Linked DNA regions of Homo sapiens: region 2 is linked to region 1. A link is an interaction called in ENCODE POLR2A ChIA-PET data of the cell type or tissue named here. Cell type or tissue: OCI-LY7. All regions are shown on one strand. Each heading gives the region's core, and the rest is flanking DNA. Links, peaks and the distances in the headings are about the cores only. Region 1 overlaps SOX2-OT (SOX2 overlapping transcript). Region 2 has its middle 120 kb from the start of LINC01206.

What was found. ChIA-PET counts read pairs that join two places held together with the same protein. Peaks named below come from ENCODE experiments on the same cell type or tissue, not always from the same donor. Only the 100,000 strongest peaks of a DNase experiment are listed, where the experiment ranks them.
Region 2: POLR2A ChIA-PET joins it to region 1 with 5 read pairs; 3 of 35 experiments call an interaction of 5 or more read pairs at or near these places.

The regions. Positions count from the first base shown.
Region 1 is chr3:181,717,662-181,728,111 of GRCh38, forward strand. All of the region lies in intron 6 of SOX2-OT (SOX2 overlapping transcript), which reads left to right. Among named protein-coding and RNA genes, the nearest start is that of SOX2, 11 kb to the left of the region's middle. RefSeq lists an enhancer at 9,927-10,450. In OCI-LY7, for the core only: no CTCF peak of the experiment used is centred there; a DNase peak (open chromatin) is centred at 4,637.
Region 2 is chr3:181,830,083-181,840,532 of GRCh38, forward strand. No RefSeq gene overlaps it. Among named protein-coding and RNA genes, the nearest start is that of LINC01206, 120 kb to the right of the region's middle. In OCI-LY7, for the core only: CTCF peaks have their summits at 3,736 and 3,935; no DNase peak of the experiment used is centred there.

The sequences.
Region 1 (10,450 bases), core at 2,358-7,357:
AAAATGCAAGTTTGAAAGTGGAAGGTTCCATAAGCTGAGTACCCTTAGTTCTAGTAGTCTCGAGTAAATTGGGGTACAAGGTAGTTCCTCCTTCTCTCCCCACCTATTGGTCTGAACACTGCAAGGTGCAGTAGGGGGGCCAGTGTTCCATTTCTGCCATGTCATAGGTTCCTCTGTGGCCCTAGGTAAAATGGTAAGGGAATGATTTTGAGGGTAAGATTCCTCGACAATAATATAAATTGAATGAATAAGAGATAAGCTGCAATGGTGGGGGGGGTGGCGGTGGGAACAGTAATTACAAACCCAATTCATTCAGCTTTTCAGAACTTTTGTTGTGGGAGCTCCATTGACGGGTTTTGAGCTGCCAGTTTTCTCACATTAAAAAGAACTGATCAGCGCCTCAGGGGGACAAGAAATACCGCTTAACTGCATAGTGATGGGGTCTTCATTTAGAACCATTACAAGATGAAAATTAAACAGTGCCTTTGTGTGCATGAGGTTTACTTTTCAACTGCTAACAGTTTATAGCTAACTGCTCTGAGATTGAAGTTTGACTATGGTTTGATCGCCTGCTGATTGACGCTGCTCATTTATTTATTTATTTATTTATCTGTTATAATTAAGAGAACTTTTCATCACCTCACCCCAGTTTCATTTATTGATCTTGGAGAATTTTGAAAAACAGATCCTCATATTTTTCTTTGTGGAAGGAGTTTCCTTTGCCATGAGCTTTAGCAGAGACTTCAGTTCACATTCCCCAACGGACAACCCCCACCCCACACACCCACATTATTCCCTTAAAATAATTTGCATCTCATTCTCTGTTTTTTTTTTCTGCTGCATTTTCTTGCTCTCCAAGCTAGAGTTGCTTTTCGGGCAGCAAGTAGGGTTGGAGATAGGGGTTAATTTATTTTTTTGCTTTGCTTTCTTTTTGTGACCTAAATTGGAAGAGGGCTGGATGGATTTCCTAAGGACTTCACCTATGAGGTGAATCCCTCAAAGAAGGAAGAAGGGGGAGAAACTCTGACCTTTACTGTGAAAATATGGATACAGTCCAAAAGGACATAGTTTCCGGAGTTCTAGAGTAAGAAAAGCTGTGGAAGGAGCTTCCCAAAGACAGGAAAGTTGCCCAAACCAGATAATTAGTTTAGTGTCTTTCATAGTTATTTTCTATTAAAACTTTTCTGGAAACCCGACATCTGTTACCACCAAGAGACACTTGTAACCTCCTCTCTCCCTGCTAACAGTGCTGTCCAGTTTTATGATTCTTGTTTTCAGTTTGTCTATTTTGCTTCTGTGGCCTTTAGAAAATAATGGACTTGACTTTCTTATTTTGACTAAGGGGATTTCTCTTTGGAAGGGTGGAGTATTAAGATAAGTCTAAGATTCTTGTCTGTGGCAGAAAGCTCTCTTTCTCTATTCGGAGTTCAGATGGATTTTATTTTATACTTTGGTATAATGGTGATATTTCTGATTCCTTGAGCACTTTGCTCAGTTTCTCTCCTAAAGCAAATAGAATGTCTTCTCATTTCGGGATGCAAAGATATTTGCTTCACCTAGGCGTTTGAACTTGAGATGCTTGTTCTACTCTGCAAAGAAGTGTCAGGTGATTTGAAAGCTGGAGGTGTCCTTCGTTTTATTACCCTAGTCTGCCTGCGTGTACAGAATGAAGGGTGCACTGTTTTATATAGAGTTCGGCGCTTTGAACTATCATTTGCCTAGCTCTCCCAGCTTCCGCGCGGGCCACGGCTCCGGGCTGTGAGCGCGCCGGCCTCCCGCCGGCTGCCCTGGGGAGCGCGCAGTGCCCAGTGCTGAGAGCCGACGCGCGGGCAAATTGAGGCCGAGCTGACGAGCTCCGGCGGGTGGACCTGACGTCACCGCGGCCCGGGTCACCTCACCCATGGGGCTCCCCAAGAAGGTGCTGTGTGGGGCTCGAGTTCTCTCTGCCCGGGCTCTGCTCAAACGGTCGCATTCCCTCTCCCTCAGGCACCGACCCGCGTCAGACAAGTCTAGAAAGTCTCCCGAGGCGTTGGGGCCCTCACCACTCCAGAGTCCTCTGCCTCCTGCGCCCCAGCCCAAGCCCTCTCCATGTTGACCTCGTGACACGGGAGACGGTGTCTAGGCCCCAGATTCCCACCCACATCAGAGATTGTCTACCCAAGGGGATGTTTGTCCCTGTTTGTGGCCAAATCTCAGTATTAGTGATCTCGCTCGGTTCTTCCCGATTAGAGGCCGAGGATTGGCAGGGCTGGGGGAAGCCCCCGGAGCAATCTGGGATCCCTGGAATATTGGGCCCCTCTGGATTAGAGCAGGTAGGGATGGGAAGATACAGACCCTTCACTTTCCCACTTGTGAGATAGGGATAATATATAGTTACCTCGAAGAAGATGAATACAGAGTGCCTGACAAAACAGGCTTAATTGATAAGCATGACTTTACTTACTGCCCAGCAGAATTAGGGAAGGGAAGCAGTTCTCACGTTAGACTACAGAGAACAATACAGAAACCCCGGTCCTTTCTGGCCTTCCTGGCTCTGGACAGTGAAATTAGTCTTGTTCATACCACCCTTCTTACTTTTCCAGTGCTCTCTCTGACTTAAGATTTGCCTAGGAAGTTATCTTGCAAACTTGCCATCCCTGGGCATCGTCCTGAAGGGAGGGATCCCGGCATTCCGGGCAGGACCCGCCCCCACCCGCAGAAGGCAGAAAAATAATTACTGTATTAAATAAGGAGCGGTGAATTCTTCCCAAGGGTTCTTATCGCTGGCGGCCAGGCCAGAAGCGGGACTGCGCCCCCACCCCCACCTCGTGACGTCAGGGCCTGCAGGGCTCCGGGGATGAAATGATTCGTTTGAGTGTTCCAGAAAGGGCAATCCGAACGCTTACAGGGCGAGGCCAGTGCAGCCCAGCTCCATCACCACTACCAAGCCCCAGTTTGGGAGGCTCCCGAGGCCCCTGGCCGCCCCCCAGACCCCGTCTCCAGAACATAACCACATATACAAGTAACCATAATCCTAAGTACGTATATAGTCACGCGCACAACTCTCGTCACAGGACCGCCCTTCTTCCAAATATATATATGTTATTTAGTTTGTTAGCCACAATTTGTTGTGGGATCTGAATGAGTTGTTTCTGTTGTGTTTGTATGTTTTTGTTTTTAGACGGTCGACAAATTACGACAAATGCCTTTACAAAGCACACCATAGCTTTATTTAACCCGGTGCAAGTTTCAGCGGCGATTTAAGAAATGGACTTAGAAGAGTTTTCTGGCTCTCATATCCAGCCATGGTTAGGACAATTGCTCCAGGCTTACCATTGCTGCACTAGTTCTATTTTCTCTTTCCCCTCTATTCCTAAGAATTTGTATAGCTTTTAAAAATCTTTTTAGAGTCATGTATTGCTGAGAGAATTTCTTAGAACTGTGATTTAAATTGTAGATAAGAGGAAAGATTATCTGGTCAGTGGAATGTGTGTAAGTGGCATAGAAGTATTTGTTAGGGAAAAGCACCTGGGCATTTCTGGATTTCTGGGAGATGCACTTCTCAAGTTTTCTTTCCAACTCTCAAATCAATTTGATTTATTGAATGCCCTTCCAATGGAAAGGATCCTGGAAAGCAGGCCTTATGTTCTGATATTGGTCCAGGATCTCACAGAGTAACGATTAGCCAATATTTTGCATGCAGTCAGTTTAGTATCAGCTCACATCCAGGTCGATTTTATCACACTTAACAGCTCAAATCGGGGTTATTGCATAATATTAGAGTTTAATCAGTCTGGAATACTAAATGGCAAACCTGTCTTCTCCTTCTCAAGGCCCTCCTCCCTTTCTCTATTTCTCCTTCCTCCCACCTCCAAGGAAACTATCTTAAAATCAAGTTTCCCTTTGAGAGTTTGTTTACCCCAACTTCTGTTAAACTAGACTAACACGCTCTCATCAGCTTTCTAAACACTGTCTCATCAGCTTTGTGAAATGGTGCAAAAACATCTTGGAATCCAAGATGGCAAAATAAACTTGAGCATATGGGGGGAAGACTGCCTTGTTAAGAAATTGATTTAAATGTTTAGCTTACACTTCAGCATCAATGCTTCCCTTACTACCCACTCTTACTTCCCTCACTGCCCACTCCTGGTTCTTGGGTACCCCACCTCTATTAGCAAGCTGGTTCCCCCAGCATAAATTATGAATGCATATCAACAGGCTCATCTGCTGTGATAAATCAGAGGCTTTTCTCTTTTGCACATTTCTGCTTTTATTCTCATCGAAATGTCTTTCTGCCCCATGCTAGCAGTGTCTTTCTACAAACTTACTATCCCCGTATAAACTATGGAGATATATTCTCAATTGGAAAAATCAGGTAATTTCAACCGTTCCCCCCACCCCCAGGAAGCCTTACAAGTTAAGGATACAAAATATTTCATGGTTAGTTGTATGAGCTTCCAAATTAGCTGCATATAAAGTATTTAAGATTTTTTTTTTTTTTTTTGGCTGTCACTGGCTGGCAATACTCATTTTGTGTGTGTGTGTGTGTTGGTTTGAAAAGCAGGAAGAAATGTAATGAATTGAGTGCTGTCAGAGATGTCTTCTGTTTGAACAATCTGCGATGGGCTGAATGGCAGGGACTCCCTCATCCAGTGCAGGTGCAGTAGAGCTGGGGAAGGGGGGAGGGGGGCTCCCTCTGTTCAGTCAAAAAGCACCATTCTCCACAATAGACCACACACTGACAGCCAGCGTGACATCAACTCACACTTTCATACTTTTCCCCCCATCCATAGTTCTGAGTTCACAAAGTGGCCATACAGTAGCCTTGGTTAGGTTCCTTTAATGAACATTTTGCGGCTCCTATGACCAACATTGAAATCCGCAGAGCCCTGGGAGGAACAAATAGATTTTTAATCGTGAGTTCCAAACCAGAATGTATAGCTATAGATATTAAAAGTAAGCTGGTCTCCACATCCTCTCCCAATGCCAATGCCCACAGCAACCCCAGATGATGTGAAAACTCTGAGTTAAAAGTTCTTCTAAGACTTATTAGGTTCCAAGACACTGTTTTCCATGTCCTGAGAGAGATCAAACAGGAAAGGAGAGAAGGCACAAATTTTATGTATTTATTTAAAGGTAAGAGCACCTCTAGTATTTTATTATGCTTCATGAGATGGTTAATCCTACAAATTAACAAACATTAATCTTGTGGAGTGGAGTTCTGCCCCCTTTTGAATTGGTTTTACTGGGAAGAGGGGTGTGGAGGAAAACAAGAGGGTTAGGAAAGGCAGCAACTGTTTTAAAACTCTGAACAAAGATGCGACCACCTTTTGGCTGTCCTGCTGCTGCAAGGACTGGACCTTCCAAGAGTTCGTTTTACATTTGTTGAAGCCCAGGCCTTGGTGCCTCAAGTTTTAAATGGAATTACTCAAGGGGGGCACACTACTAGACAAACTATTCTAGCCAATTCCTTCATCCCCGACCCAGTCCCTACTCCTCTCTGCCCCCGCCCACTTCGCCACTTCTTAGTCCCGGATCTGAACATTTTAGCTGAAAGAGGGAGGGGTGAGGAAAGGGCCAGGACAGTTCCCTCAGTGCCACCACTGCGGGCAAGGACAGTTCCCTCAGTGCCACCACTGCGCCTGGAGAGATCCCCGCGGCCCTGCCGCTGGCTGATTCTCCCCTGTGCCTTGACTTGCTGAAACATCTCTCTGGGGAAAATTACTCCCTACTTGCTTACATGTGTGTATTAAAAAACACATGTAGCCATACACATGTTTCATCACGGCAACAAAAAATATCAACATTCTAGCCCCAGGAGCAAAACGTATCAATCATTCGCCTAAATATTGTTCAGTAGATGGGGGCGGGAATAGGTAGACCTCCTAGGAGAGCGGTCACAAGTCCCCTCTCCTCCGCATGGACACCAGGAATGCGGGGTCTGGCGGTGCTGGGCGCAGGGCGAGAAGATTTGATGTGCAGGGTAAGTAAAGGACAAGTTATTTAAAACCTCAACACAGGAAAAGATGGTAAGAGTGCTGTGTAGCCCTTTGCTTGCTTGTGACTACGAGTCGCTAGGTGGCCCGCGTTTAGAGTATGCCTACGGCGCCTACTAACGTCTAGACCTAGGAGAGGCGTCTCCCGCCCCTCGACCCACAGCCAGCCGCCACTTGATAGCTAACGCGTCTTCCGGCCGGTACACACCCACAATTAATCTTTCTTATTAAAGCCTCCATTCTGTACCCATGGGGCGACTCAAACCTATTTAGATTTCCGTGGTTGGCTGCACAAATTTAAGTGGGCAACGAGTTATAAACCTAATAACAGAGGACGAGAGAGGGTGATTTGAGTAGAGAAGACGCAAGATTCACTAGGGTCGTGAAGATGCTGCGGGCCTTGCCCACCACGGCATCTACCTCGGGGTGCACGCCAGGCTCTGAGAAAGGTAGTGAACCTCACAATCACACTCACCACACACAACATGCGTACACACACTTGCACTCCTACCCCCTTTGCTCACAGGTACACTTGTGTGGAAATTGCCTCTTCCGTAGTTCTTATAAACTCCTCCCAGACAGGCAGAATTCTCAGAGCATCGGAACCAGGGAACTTGCAGGGAACCAGGGAAGGTTTGCACTGTTTGGGATTAATTGAGAATAATTAACACTGGAGCCGTTAATCACCACTTTGCTGCTCTCTCCCTCCTTTCGGGTCTGCGGCGTCTGCCTTTTTCGCTCCCGCTGCCGGCGCGGGTGTACTGGTGAAAGTGAAGACGTCGCGGTAGCTGTCACCCAGTTCGGCTGTACTTTTTTAAACGCTCGCATATTGTTTGATTACTAATTCGAGTTAATATGATCTTTATGGCAACATAACAGTGGATAATTGGCCTTTTTTTCTGAACAACAATGTAAATCACAATCGCTTTATTATTTAATAACGTCAAACGCTTCGTTGGATTGGCCCCGACCGAGAAGACCTTTTCTTTCTAGACAGTGTTGTGGAGGAAGAACAATGAAGATCTAATTGTGGAGATTTCATAAGTTGGCTCCCGTAAATGAACAGCTTAGATATGGAAGTTCCAGCAGATGTGGGTACTATTCGCCTCTACAAGCTCTACCCCCCACCCCCATATACGCAGTCCAAACACTCTATTGGAGGGTTTTTTTTTTTTTTTTTTTTTTGTGGTGGTGGTGGTCCTCAGATCCTAGCAACCACCTAAAGTTTCCAGTAGTAATTAGAGCTTTTATCGGGCTTGCTCTTCAGCCCTTTATATTGCCGATTTAGCGTTAAGGCATTAAGTCCACACACCAAATTAGCGCGACTCCCAAATAGCCACAACCACTTATTCTCCCCTTCCCTCATTTTGGTGGTTGGACACCAAGAGCATGGGCCTGGGACTTTTTTTTTTTTTTTTTTTTTTGGTTTTACTTTGTTTTGATTTGATTTTTAAAACCTATTCGCTACCGCACTGTCTTGGAATATACTTGTTTCAGGCAGAGTTTTGCAAGGGACCTGAGCCATTATTTTGCAAACGCCTGGAAGAGCACATGAAACTCAGAGAACTACAATGCAGACGACAACGCCTAGAAGGAATGGGTCCCCGCTGCTCGAATGAAAGATTAATTACATTTGCCCCAAAAGCCCCAATTCTAACGGTCTCTATCGCGGCTTTTGCCGTCACTGAAGGACCGCTGTCTCTGGGGTCTTCAGACATCGGAGTCCTTTGCAAATGAAGAGCCCCCACCATTTGGAATTCGGGTCAAGGAGAAAGACTCTGAGCCTGCAGCAGTTTTTGTTTTTGCGTGTGCCCGCCTCTCCATTTTATTCAACTTCTTCTGCCTGTCGGGAAGCAGAACAATCGCTCCCCACCCACCCCCCTCCGCCCCGTTTCTAAGATAAACAGGAGGTGCAAAATGCTTTGCCTGCACACGCGCCCTCGTGGCCCAGTCTTCCTGCAACCCCCAGCGCACCGGCCATGCATCTGTCTCCCAACCAGACGTGGGAGAAGACATCCCCCCTTCACTCTTCCCACCTGCATTTAAAAACCATCACATTGACTGCTCTAGAGTCAGGTTCACATTTTTGGCCCTCCATGCCACCTTCCAGTTTCTTCCCGGTCCACTCTCTTTCTCAGGACCTAAAAAGTGACGGGGAGAGGGTGAAGAATTGGAGAAAGCAGCGGATTTTCAAAACGTATCCCCCCCGCCCCCCCATCTTTTAAAGTAGTATGTTACCACAAGGAGTGCATTTGGGAAACTTTCCCTAACAGGAGCTGGGCGCAGTGTTATTCTTCTCCATGGGTCTGCTGGCCTCCCCGCCCCCGCTGGACAATGCGTGCTTTGAGACTCGGTGGCCTGCAGGCAGCGGGAGACGAGGGGACTGGGCAGCCTTCCTCCAAGGGGCCCGCAGCTGGGGGAGCGCCAGGCAGGGAGCAGGGACAAGGAGGCGAGCCACGCAGGAAGGAAAACCATAAAAGTGCCATTTTTTCCCTTAGCCCTGCACAGAGGCAGGCTTTGAGGACCTAGGGGCAGGGCAGCTGGGGCGGGGTGGGGTGGGGGTGTTGAGAGGTTTTGCGTGTTCTTTTTACCCCCTTTCCCCCCACTGAAACATTTTATTTCGGCACATAATTATGCACTGCAGATTCTCCAGCCTCCTCGCCCTCAATCTTGGTAACCTGGTCTTTGGTTAATAATATCGCAACTCGGGACTTCAACGCTCAGACCCCCTCCAGGCCCCAGCCTCCGTATTCTCGGAGCCCTCCACTACTGATACCTCTCGCGGAGTGCGGCGCCCCGGGAAAAGCCTCTTGGCCAGGGACTCTGGGACATTACTTTCTAGTTTGTTTTGTTTTTTGTTTTTCTCCCAGAGACCACCACCACCCTCATCCTCTTCAGGCAGCATTTAGGAGAGGACCTCTGAGATCAGCAGAAGGCCTCAGACGGTCACCATATTGGTGGAAGCGTTTGTCTGATGTTTTAAAACGTATACCAAACGGGGCGTCAGGGCCACGTGCTGTGCCTTCGAAACGCCGCCGCGGGCCCTGCCTTTCAGAGCTGCGGCAGCCGGGGCTGGCGTGGAGGGGGCGCTGAAACACCGGCGGGCGTCAGGGGCCAGCGCTGAGCTGCAGATCTGGCCGCAGCGCTGAGTGAAGCGAATTATCTGGAGCGTGTTTGATCTGGGACTGCGTAGTCAGCTTCTGCTTTATTTGTTTGTTTGTAATCTCATATTTAGCAAGCCGGGACGGTGGCAGCAAGGGAGAAAGGACGGGATGGAGGAGGGGGCTTCGCGGTAACCACACCCCTTCCTAATGAGTTAATTTCCATATTTGCGCCTCCCGCATCTAGCGCCCTCTTTTTTTTTTTTTTTTTTTTTTTTTTTTTGCCTGACGCCACTGTGCTGTTGCGTCTTGCGCAGCGCAGACACCTCCACTCTGGATTGAAACGAAAAAGCTCGCGGTAAGAGCAGAAAATTGGTCTATTGATACATTCGCTCCGAGTGTTGATCTTGGCATCACCGATAGCCGGTTAATTCCCCCACCCCGCCCCCGCCAGTGGGTCGCACGCGGATTGCCGAGGGCTTGCAGGCACTCAGGCAGACGCAGACAGAAACCCACATCGACCCCCCCCCTTTCCCCGCCTCCAGCTGTCCGACCCTCAAGTCTCTTTCTTTTTCTTTTTTACCCAACTCCGGATTATTTTCCCCCTCAAGGTGAGGGCAGTGAGAGCAGCGAGGGCACAGTCCGCACAAAAAGGGGGAAAATAATCGCAAACCAAGGAACCAAAAGTGAAAGTTTCAAACTAGATACCAACCCTGATGGAGGTTGGGTGCTGACCCGACTGTGGGTACTTAAGAGAAGGAAGGAGGGAAACTGAGGTGGTGAGATTATGTCCACAGTATGGGTCGGTTAAAAGTTGTAGTAAAGAAGTTTTGGGAGGGCCCTCACTAGAAACTCAAGGCGGGTTTCAGCTGATTTAACCTGGTTTCCTACACATTTTTGCGGTGATTCTGCTCTGGAAATTGGCGAAAGAGACAGACCTTTGCAATTGCTCACCCCTCCCTGCCCCCAACCACCCTGCTTACTTTCGCGAAGCGCATTAGGATGTGGGCTCTGGCTTGAGCTCCAAAATAGCTTGCTTGTCAATTGCGAGCTGCAGCAATATCAAAGTGAACTGTCCCAAGTAACTCTTGTCTAGAAGCTGGGAAGAAGCTTAAGCAGCTCGCTTTAATGATGATTTGTAGCTCGGCGAGGGGCACGGACAGCAAACACCCCGCAGGTGTGTGCCGTAACACCATCATCCGGACTTGAATGTAGATTACTCTGGCGATCGTTTGATCGGCCCTTTGAAACCCTTTACAATTGCCTGTGACGAACGGCCAGTCTCAGTTTTTCTCTGAATAATCCCTGAGGGTAAGTCCTCCGGGCTTTTAAAGAGCTCTAGTATTTTTTTTTTAAAGAATAAAAAGAAAAACG
Region 2 (10,450 bases), core at 2,030-7,029, 110 kb after region 1:
TAAATAAATAAAAGGAAAAAGAAGAAAATGTATTGTGCTATCGTTGGGTGAAGTGGTCTATGTCAATTAGATCTTGCTGGCTAATGGTATTGGTGAGGTCTTCTATATGCGTGCTGATTTTCAGTCTATTGTTCTATCATTCATTGAGAGAGTGGTGTTGAAATCTCCTATTATAATTATGAATTTGTCTATTGCTCCTTTCAGTTCTATCAGTTTTGTTTTACATATTTTCCAGCTTTGTTGTTTGGTGCACACATATTAATAGTTAGAATTGCTATCTGTTCTTGATTGACCCTTTTATTATTATATTGTACTTCTCTGTCTCTAGTATCCTCTTTGCTCTGAAGTCTACTTTATCTAATATTAATATAACTATTCTGGCTTTCCTTTGCTTCACATTTGCATGGTATATCTTTTCCACCCTTTTACTTTCAATCTGCCTGTATCATTAGACTTGAAGTGAGTTTCTTGTAGACAGCATATAGTTAGATTTTGCTTTTAATCCACCCTGCCAATCTCCATTTTATTTTCTTTAAAAACATTTTTTTTTAAACAACAACAAAAAATAGATGCAGAGTCTCACTATGTTGGCCAGGGTGGTCTTGAACTCCTGGCCTCAAGCAGTCCTCCCACTTTGGCCTCCCAAAATGCTCGGATTACAGGCATGAGCCGCTATGCCTGGCCCCAATCTCTGTTTTCTAACTGGTGTATTTAAAGCATTTACATTTAATGTATTTATTTATATATAATGGCACTTAATTTATATATAATGGCACTATGTTTTTTTTTTTCCTGTTTTTCATTACCTGCTTTCTGTTTTCTGCCTTCCTATGGATTATTTGAATATTTTTAGAATTCCATTTTGATTTAGCTATAGTGTTTCTGAGTGTATCTGTTTCTATAGCTTTTTAAAATGCTGGCCATATATAACATAATTTAGAAAATTCAAGAGGAAAATAAAAGCCTATTGATTTTACCCATATTTTTGGTTATTATGTTCTTCCTTCCTTCTTGATATCCCAAGATTTCTTCTTTTTTAATGCTTTTTCTGTTTATTTATTAACTGTAGATAAAGGCTAGTCTCAAACTCCTGGCTTCAAGCAATCTTTCTACCTTGGCCTTCCAAAGCACTGGGATTACAAGTGTGAGCCACCATGCCCAACCTTCCTTTCTGTTTAGAGGACTTTCATTAGATACCTTTATATTTTTTTGGAGACAGGGTCTTGCTCTGCTGCCCAGGCTGGAGTACAGTGGCACAATCATGGCTCCCCATAGCCTCAGCCTCCTGGGCTCAAGTGATTTTCCTGTCACAGCCTCCAAAGTAGCTGGAACTACAGGTGCACAACACCATGCCCAGATAATTTTTTTTTTTTTTTTTTTTTTTTTTGTGACAGAGTCTTGCTTTGTCCCCCAGGCCAGAGTGCAGTGGCACAATCTCAGCTCACTGCAAGCTCTGCCTCCCAGGTTCATGCCATTCTCCTGCCTCAGCCTCCCGAGTAGCTGGGACTACAGGCACCCACCACCACGCCCAGCTAATTTTTTGTATTTTTAGTAGAGATGGGGTTTCACCGTGTTAGCCAGGATGGTCTTGATCTCCTGATCTGGTGATCCATCCTCCTCGGCCTCCCAAAGTGCTGGGATTACAGGCATGAGCTACCACACCCTGCCATGCCCAGATAATTTTTAAATTTTTTTTGTAAGGCTGGTCATGGTGGCTCACGCCTGTAAACCCAACACTTTGGGAGGCTGAGGCAGGTGGATCACTTGAGGTCAGAAATTCAAGACCAGCCTGGCAAACATGGTGAAACCCCATTTCTACTAAAAATATACAAAAATTAGCTGGGTGTGGTGGCAGATGCCTGTAATCCCAGCTCCTTGGGAGGCTGAGGCAGGAGGATCACTTGAACCCAGGAGATGGAGGTTGCAGTGAGCCAAGATCACACCACTGTACTCCAGCCTGGGTGACAGAGTATCTGTCTCAAAAATACGTATATGTAAATATATATGTATATATTTATGTGTCCATATATGTATTTATATATTTATTTATTGTAGAGATGGAGTCTCGCTATGTCACCCAGGCTGGTCTTGAATTCCTGAGCTCAAGTTATCCTCCCATCTCAACCTCTCAAAGTGTTGGGATTACAGGCAGGAGCCACCAAAACTGGCCAGATCTTCTTTAAAGTAGATCTGCTAACAATAAATTCTCATAGTTTACCTTCTTCTGAGAATATTTTGATTTCTTCATTTCTGAAGAATATTTTTCACCAAGTATAGGGTTCTGGTATTTTTTTTTTCCAGTCTCAAGGCAGGAAAAAATCTTTCCCTGCTCAAAGACAGTCAGCTTTATTTACTATTTTAAATGATAAAATTAAATAGTATAGGGTTCTATATTGACAATTATTTTCTCTTGGTACCTAAAAAATATTGAGTCACTTTTTCTGGTCTGCATGGTTTCTAATGAGAAATCTGCTGTCATTCTGATGCTTTTTATTTATAAGTAAGGTATTATTTTTTCTCTAGATGCTATAAAGGTGTTTTTCAGTGGGGCTTACACCTGTAACCCCAGTATTCTGGGAGGCTGAGGCAAAAGGGTCACTTGAGTTCAGTAGTTTGACACTAGCCTGGGCAACATAGTGAGACCCTGTCTCCACAAAAAATTTAAAAAGTAGCTGGACATGGTGGTGCATGCCTGTAATCCCAGCTACTCAAGAGGCTGAGGTGGGAGGATCACTTGAGCCCGGGAGATTGATGCTTATGGTTTGCTCAGCTTGTTGAGCCCTTACGTTTATGTCTGCTTTCAAATTAGGGACTTTTTAGCCCTGCCCTCTTCCTGCCCGCCTTCTGAGATTTCAGTGACACAAATAGTAGACATTTTGGTGTAGTACCAAAGATCCCTGAGGGTCTGTCTCTTTTTTTTGGTCTATTTTTTTTTTTTCTCTTTACTGTTCAGACTGGGTAATTCTTGTTGGTCTATCTTTCAGCTTAGTGATGATTTCACCTGTCCCTCTCATTCTGCTGTTATGTCCATTCTCTAGGTTTTTTACTTTGGTTTTTGTATTTTAAAGTACTAAAATGTTTCTTTCACTCTTTTATCGTTTTGTTTGTTTGTTTGTGTTTTTTTTTGCTCAGGCTTGCTTTCTTTTATTTGTTTTTGTTTGAAGCATGTTTGTAGTTGTTGCTCACTGAAGCTTTTATTTATTTATTTATTTATTTATTTCGAGATTGAGTCTCACTCTGTTGCCCAGGCTGGAATGCAATGGCGCGATCTCGATTCACTACAACCTCCGCTTCTTGGGTTCAAGCGATTCTCCTGCCTCAGCTTCCTGAGTTGCTGGGATTACAGGTGTGCACACCACGCCCAGCTAATTTTTGTATTTTTAGTAGAGATGGGGTTTCGGCATGTTGGCCAGGCTGGTCTCAAATTCCTGAGCTCAGGTGATCTGCCCACCTAGGTGTCCCAAAGTGCTGGGATTACAGGGGTGAGCCACTGCGCCCGGCCTCACTGAAGCATCTTTACCGTGGCTGCTTTAAAATCTTTGTCTCTGTTACCTTGTAGACATAATTCTAATGTCTCTGTTATCTTGGAATTGGAATCTACGGATTGTCTTTTTTTCTTTTGAAATCTTCCTGGTTCCTGAGGAGATGAGTGATTTTTCATTGAAAATCAGATATTTTCATATTATGTTTTGAAACTCTGCATCTTATTTAAAAATTCTGTTTTAGTTGGCTTTCTCTGACATCTCTCTTGCTAGGGAAGGAAGAGCGCCACCTCATCATTGCCATCTTGACACAGAAATACAGCTTAACTATTAAGCTTCTGTTTATACCTGAGATGGGGGTGCTCCTTGTTACTAATAAAAAGGAAGTTCCAGCTCCCGGCATGTCTCCACTGACACTGCAGTGGCCTTGTTACCACTGGTGCTGGTGACATCATGACTGTCCACTAGGCTCCCCTCGACCCTATTCAGTGGCGATGGGAAGGAATGCATATTACTGCCAGGAGGGGGTAAAAGTCTAGAATCCTTAGATATCTCTACTGAAAACTGGAGTGGGAGTAGAGTCACGTTACTGGCCAGTAGGGATGACAATCCTAGCTCTCTGTTTGGCCTTCTCTGACACCATCCCAGTGTGGGTGCTGTGTCACTTCCCACAGCCTCACAAGGGTGAAATTCTAGGTCCCTACTTGGCCTTTGCTGGCCTGTGTGGAGGTGGTGCCATAGTTTTTCTGTGGTGTTTGGCTGCGGTGAAGCAGTTATTATCTAAAACTTCTCTGTTTTCCTAGGCTGCCCCTTTCCTGGTTCTTCGGCAAGAGAGAGCAGGTTTTTGTTGGGGTGGTTTTGTCTGCACTTATTAGCATTTCTGGGTTGCCAGCTCGCTCAGCTCTGAGTCTGAGATATATGAGGCAAAAAGAAAACCCAGGAAATTCACTACTGTGTTTTCCTTTGGGCCCCAAGTTTTCTTTTCTTTTCTTTTCTTTTTTTTTTTTTTTTTTTTTGAGACGGAGTCTGGCTCTGTTGCCCAGGCTGGAGTGCAGTGGCAAGATGTTGGCTCACGGCAAGCTGCACCTCCTAGGTTCACACCATTCTCCTGCCTCCGCCTCCCGAGTAGCTGGGACCACAGGCACGGACCACCACGCCCAGCTAATTTTTTGTATTTTTAGTAGAGACAGGGTTTCACTGTGTTAACCAGGATGGTCTCCATCTCCTGACCTCGTGATCCACCCACCTTGGCCTCCCAAAGTGCTGGGATTACAGGCCTGAGCCACCGCGCCCGGCGGGCCCCAGGTTTTCTAGCCGGCATGGCTTTTCTCTTCATCTTTCTGAGCTAAGCCTTGATATATGTGTGTGTGTGTGTGTGTGTGTGTGTGTATATTTCTTATCAATATATTTTACATATAATATCAATGTAAATATATATGTAATATCTACATATATCTATACATTAGATATATCTATATATTATATATAGATATATTTATATATAAAATGTCCAAAGTTTTTCATTGTACTTAGCAGGAGTAATAAGAAAAAGTAAGTCTATTTCATTTCTCAGAAGTGGGAAATTTTATTTTTTAAAAGATTTGACATTTTGTCAATAAAAATAATTCAGTATAAAGGGGAAACATTACAACACAGAATGGTGAGACAGAAAGCAAGGTCCTTGAGTTGGTGAGATGACACATGGAGGGGCTGGTTCTCTGATAGAATCAGGGACACCTCTTTCATTGGCACAAAAGGGAAGGTAGAGGGACGTATATTGCAGACAGGTCTAGAGAGTCAGGGTTGAGTAGACGAGGGGATTCTTCTACAATAGACCAGTGCTGTTCAATAGAAATTTCTGAGATGGTGAAAATGTCCTATATCTACACAGTCCAGTATGATAGTAAGGGGAGATGTGGCTGTTTAACATTTGCAATGCGGTTAGTGCAACTCAGGCACTGAATTTTTAATTTAAATTAATTTAAATTTAAATAGCTACATGTGGCTAGTAGCTACCATTGGACAGTATAGCTCTAGATGAAAGATGAGGTAGATTCATTGGTTGAAAGTGAAGCTGAGAGGTGAGAATGTAGGGATAAGTTGGAGGTTACAGAAGAGATGAAAAGATGTAAGACAGTCCTCTTGATGTGTGATCATGACTGGTCAACACAGTGGTGTGATTTTCTCCAGCAAATACAGTTGCAGAAAAATCATATTATAAAAACATTGGCTGGGTGCGGTGGCTCATGCCTGTCATCCCAGCACTTTGGGAGGCTGAGGCAGGTAGATTGCTTGAGCCCAGGAGTTCGAGACCCTGTCTCTACAAAAAATACAAAAATTAGCTGCATGTGCACTTCTAGTCCCAGCTTCTTAGGAAACCGGGGTGGGAGGATCGCTTGAGCCTCGGAGGCAGAGGTTGCAGTGAGTTGAGATCAGCCACTGCACTGCAGCCTGGGTGACAGAGTGAGACTGTCTCAAAAAAAAATAAATAAAATCCCTCCCCCCCACCACATACACATTTTGACACCAGAGTTGAACAAACCCCCATTCTCCTCTAGTTTTCCAGGGAGGAAACAGATGGCCATGAAAATAAATAACTGAAGTTACTGGCCCAAGGTGACTACTACCTGGCATAACCAGGTCCTTAAGTGTTTCATTCCCTCAAATTAGTACCCTTTCCTTCATTTTTCTGCCTCCTCTTGCACCCTCTATTTGAATAATTTAATACCTATGGGCAAATGTTTTAGTACTCTCTAAAATCAGACCTGGAATCCAGACTGATCTCAGGAAAGGTGTGACCTCCAATATTACTTATGTATAAAATATGAGCAAATATTTTGCCGCCTTTTGTATTTAATCATTTTTCTTTGGCTTCTTTTGTCCCCTATGCAGTCTCAATACCTTCACAGAGGTGAAGAAGCAGCAACCAAATGAATTAGACAGCAACATGATTCCTAGAGAATGGCAAGACCAATTCTTCAACTACTTCTTCAGCATTTCTGAAACATATGGAAGATGGCCCATTGTGCTCTCTTAATTCTTTGATAATCTGGACATTGACTTTTCCATTATATGACCTGGGCTTGTGGGCATCATGTCATAATGCACCTGTTCAGACATCTCCCTGTACCAATATGGATCACTTGAAGAGACTCCTTTGCCCCCATCAAAAAGGATACAGTTGTGTATCTCTTCCATTTTTGTTTACAGTGCCTAAAATTATTTGAGCAGTTTTTCACCTCTTCTCTGATAAACACCTTATTAGTCCTTAAAAAGAAAAGAAAAAAGGAAAATAAAACTTTTATTGAGATCCTAACATGTGGCAAATGCAATCATATAAATAATTTATTTATTCAACAAATAGTATATGCACAACCCAATGAAATAAATGAAGGATACATAGATGATGAGGACAAAGTTCATGCTTAAAAGAAGCTCTTAGTCTACTGAGAGAGACAGATAATGTCTAAGGATAAATTGCAGCATAAATAAATCCAACCCTGGGAGGTAACTATTTTTATTCTTGTTTTACAGATTCAGAAACAGGCCACTAAAGGTTAAGTGATGAATTCATGATCACACAGCCAGACACAGGATTTCAACTCAGATTCAAATACCGCCAGAACACCTCCCATTGGGGAAAAAAACCTGCCAGTAAACTACATTTAAAATTTTATTTTGAATGTCAAGCTTAAAAGGTAAGATATAATTAACATATATCACTAAAACATTTTTTTAATGCTCTGAAATATTACCAGGAAAAGTCATCAACTTTGATTCTATCTTTTTTTTTTTTTTTTTTTTGAGATGGAGTTTCACTCTGTTGCCCAGGCTGGCATGCAATGGCACAATCTTGGCTTACTGCAACCTCCACCTCCTGGGTTCAAGCGATTCTCCTGCCTCAGCCTCCCGAGTAGCTGGGATTACAGGCATGTGCCACCACGCCTTGCTATATTGTTTTTTTTTTTTTTTTTTTTTTTTTTGAGACAGAGTCTCGCTCTGTTGCCCAGGCTGGAGTGCAATTGCAAGGTCTTGGCTCATTGCAACCTCTGCTTCCCGGGTTCAAGCGATTCTCCTGCCTCAGCCTCCCAAGTAGCTGGGACTACAGGTGCATGCCACCATGCCTGGCTAATTTTTTTGTATTTTTAGTAGTGATGGGCTTTCACCATATTGGCCAGGCTGTTCTTGAACTCCTTACCTCAAATGATCTGCCCGCCTCGGCCTCCCAAAGTGCTGGGATTACAAGCGTGAGCCACTGTGCCTTGCCGACTCTATCAATCTTTAAAAGACATAGAAATGTAGTCTTGGAAAATGAGCCCTGGAACTGAATCAAGGACAAAGTCACTGAAAATAACTCCTGGCTTCTTGACATTCTAGCTGTGTGAACATGGACTTGTAACTTAATGTCCTCTAAACTTCAGATTTCACATACTTAAGGTGAAGATAAATAATACTTATTTCCCTGGGTGAGGATTATACAAGATATGTCTAGGGATGCAGTAGACATACATTCAATGTCAGCTGACTTTGAATCAAGCAGTGTCATTGTTCTGGTTTTTCCTAGGATTTGATTTTTACAGTATTCAGTTTGTTTACTTGTTGAGAAAAATTAAGGGGGGGCAGAGAAATGAAGCAATGGTTGGAGAGAGAAAGGAGGTGTGTTCACATTGAAGATGAGAGTGTGGATTTATAATCTATAAAACTGAAGTTTTCCTTTGAAAATTGCAAAGTGGACTTTGTAGAGGGTGGAGCTCCATGGCGCTTCACATCCTGGCAGCTGGGAATAACTTCCCAAGGACTTAAAAAATTAACAAATTAAAACCACTGTTACTCCTAACTCAAATTCTAACCAGTGTATCCAACACAGTAATGTGAGGTATTTATGTTTGGAACCACTGGATAGGCTAAAAGTTAACTCAGGCTTAAAACTAGTTGACACAAAGCAATTTTGGCTGAACCAAATTGACCTAACAAAATGCAAAATTGTTCTAACAGCGGGATTGTTCATTTCACTCTGTGGGTCCTGAATGCAGTGGAAATCCCCACACTGTCTAATGACATTTCTAGGTATACTGCTCCCCAAATTAGTGCTTTCCTGAATGATAAGGCAGCACTAGAAAATATCAAATGGCCAACACTAAGAAGCCATTCTCATATTACTGCCTCTAGGGTGATTGCATTTCAAAGATGCCAAGTTATAGCAAAGACACACTTTCAGGATGCCCAAGACTTCTAGACAATTTGAGAACACCAGAGTTGCTACAAAAACTTTACAGGAGGCCACTGATTCTCCATATCTATAGTCATTTGGGCCCAGGTAAGTATGGCCTTGAGCAGAAATGCACCAAATTTGTACTTTCTCTACCCTGGCACCAGGATGCTTTGTGTGCTGGAAAGTTCGCATCCATAGTAATTCCCTGTGTTGGACCTGACCTCTCCATCCCAGTTGACTATGGAAGGAAGCCAAAAAAGAGGGGGGTGTTGATGCATTTATTTGCATTTGCCATTTTTATTTGCCTTAGGAACTTCAGACCGCAGGCCTCCTTAAGCATGAACTGTTTGTTAAAGTCTGGTGTTGCCTTTTGTGGACTGGTCTAGCCAAGAGTTGTTTTAACCCAAATGGGGAGATGGGGGTGGGGCTGGGGTGGGGTAAGACATCTGCAGAGCCCAACAACCGTTACCAAGGCCTACCCTGGCTCTGCCCCTACCTGCCGAACGTTAAACAAAGCCCCTGGGAGAACTCGGGCAAGCTGAACACCTTGGTCAAACACGAAGCAAACCACCACCAGGTGTGCTTGCAGAACAGACTCTCCATCAGCGTCCTGTCATGCAGAAAATGTTTATCCAATTTGTCAAGATAATCTTTCCTCAAATAAGCTTTGGGCCTATTCCTTGGAACAGCCTGAATTTAGTCGGTATAATGTAACTCTATTTTTTTTCACCCATTTTCCTTTAATTGCTGTGTCAACTTTTCCCTGGCTTTAAGCAAACTGAAAGTAATTATATCATTCTTAAGTGAGTAATCTTCTGACTGGGTTAGCTGATTCGTGAGTTACTCTAAAATTCTAAACTGTGCTGTTCTTTTTCAAACACATTTTCTTAGATGTTTCGCAAAGTTTGGCTCATCGATGACCCACGGGTGTGTTTATTCTGTCACGTTTCGTGGCTACGCCGTGACTATATTAGGGCATTTGAAAAGAAGTTAAGTGTAGAAATATGAGAAGGGAGAAAAAGGAAACTTCACCTACTAATTTCAGTATTTCTTGGAAATATTACAGTCATTGTAAATAACTTGCAGCTTCAAGCATGAAGAACGTTTGATTAGTGCTTTGAATCATGGTGTAATATTAGAGGCTGGGCTTGATGGACTTAAAAAGCACTCACTTCTTTCATTTCATAATATAGTTTCCTTGCTATTTGACACCTTGTGTGATATTGTTTTGTTTAAAACACAGAAACGCTAAAGGTTACCACATTTTTCTTAGTTCTACTCATTGACATACTCCCACAGAACTCATGATATATTTAAAAATAGAAGGCTCAGCCATCTGGCTATTGGATGGTTTCTATTTTTGTTTCTCTTTGCATTCACAAAGTCTGTTGAGTCTGAAATTCTCTATGTTCTGCCCTATATGTAATTGTGTATACACACACACACACTTTCTCATTTAAATTTAGCCATTATCAATCTGGGTTTGTTTTACCGACCACAGTGACACTTTGGTGGGGACGCTAACCTTGCTTAATTTATGCATTAGTCAAGTCTGCATTAAATCCTAACTCTGAGGATTGTTACCTAAAGTCTAAAAGATGCCAAATCAAAGGCATTTCTTATTAATATATATCACCCATGTTTACTCAGGATTTTCATTAATAGAAATAGGCTCCTTGTCTTGGCTTTGACGAAGCCACAGGACTACAGGAAACTGTAAAGCTCATCTCATGAATCCCCATCATTTTATACCCGA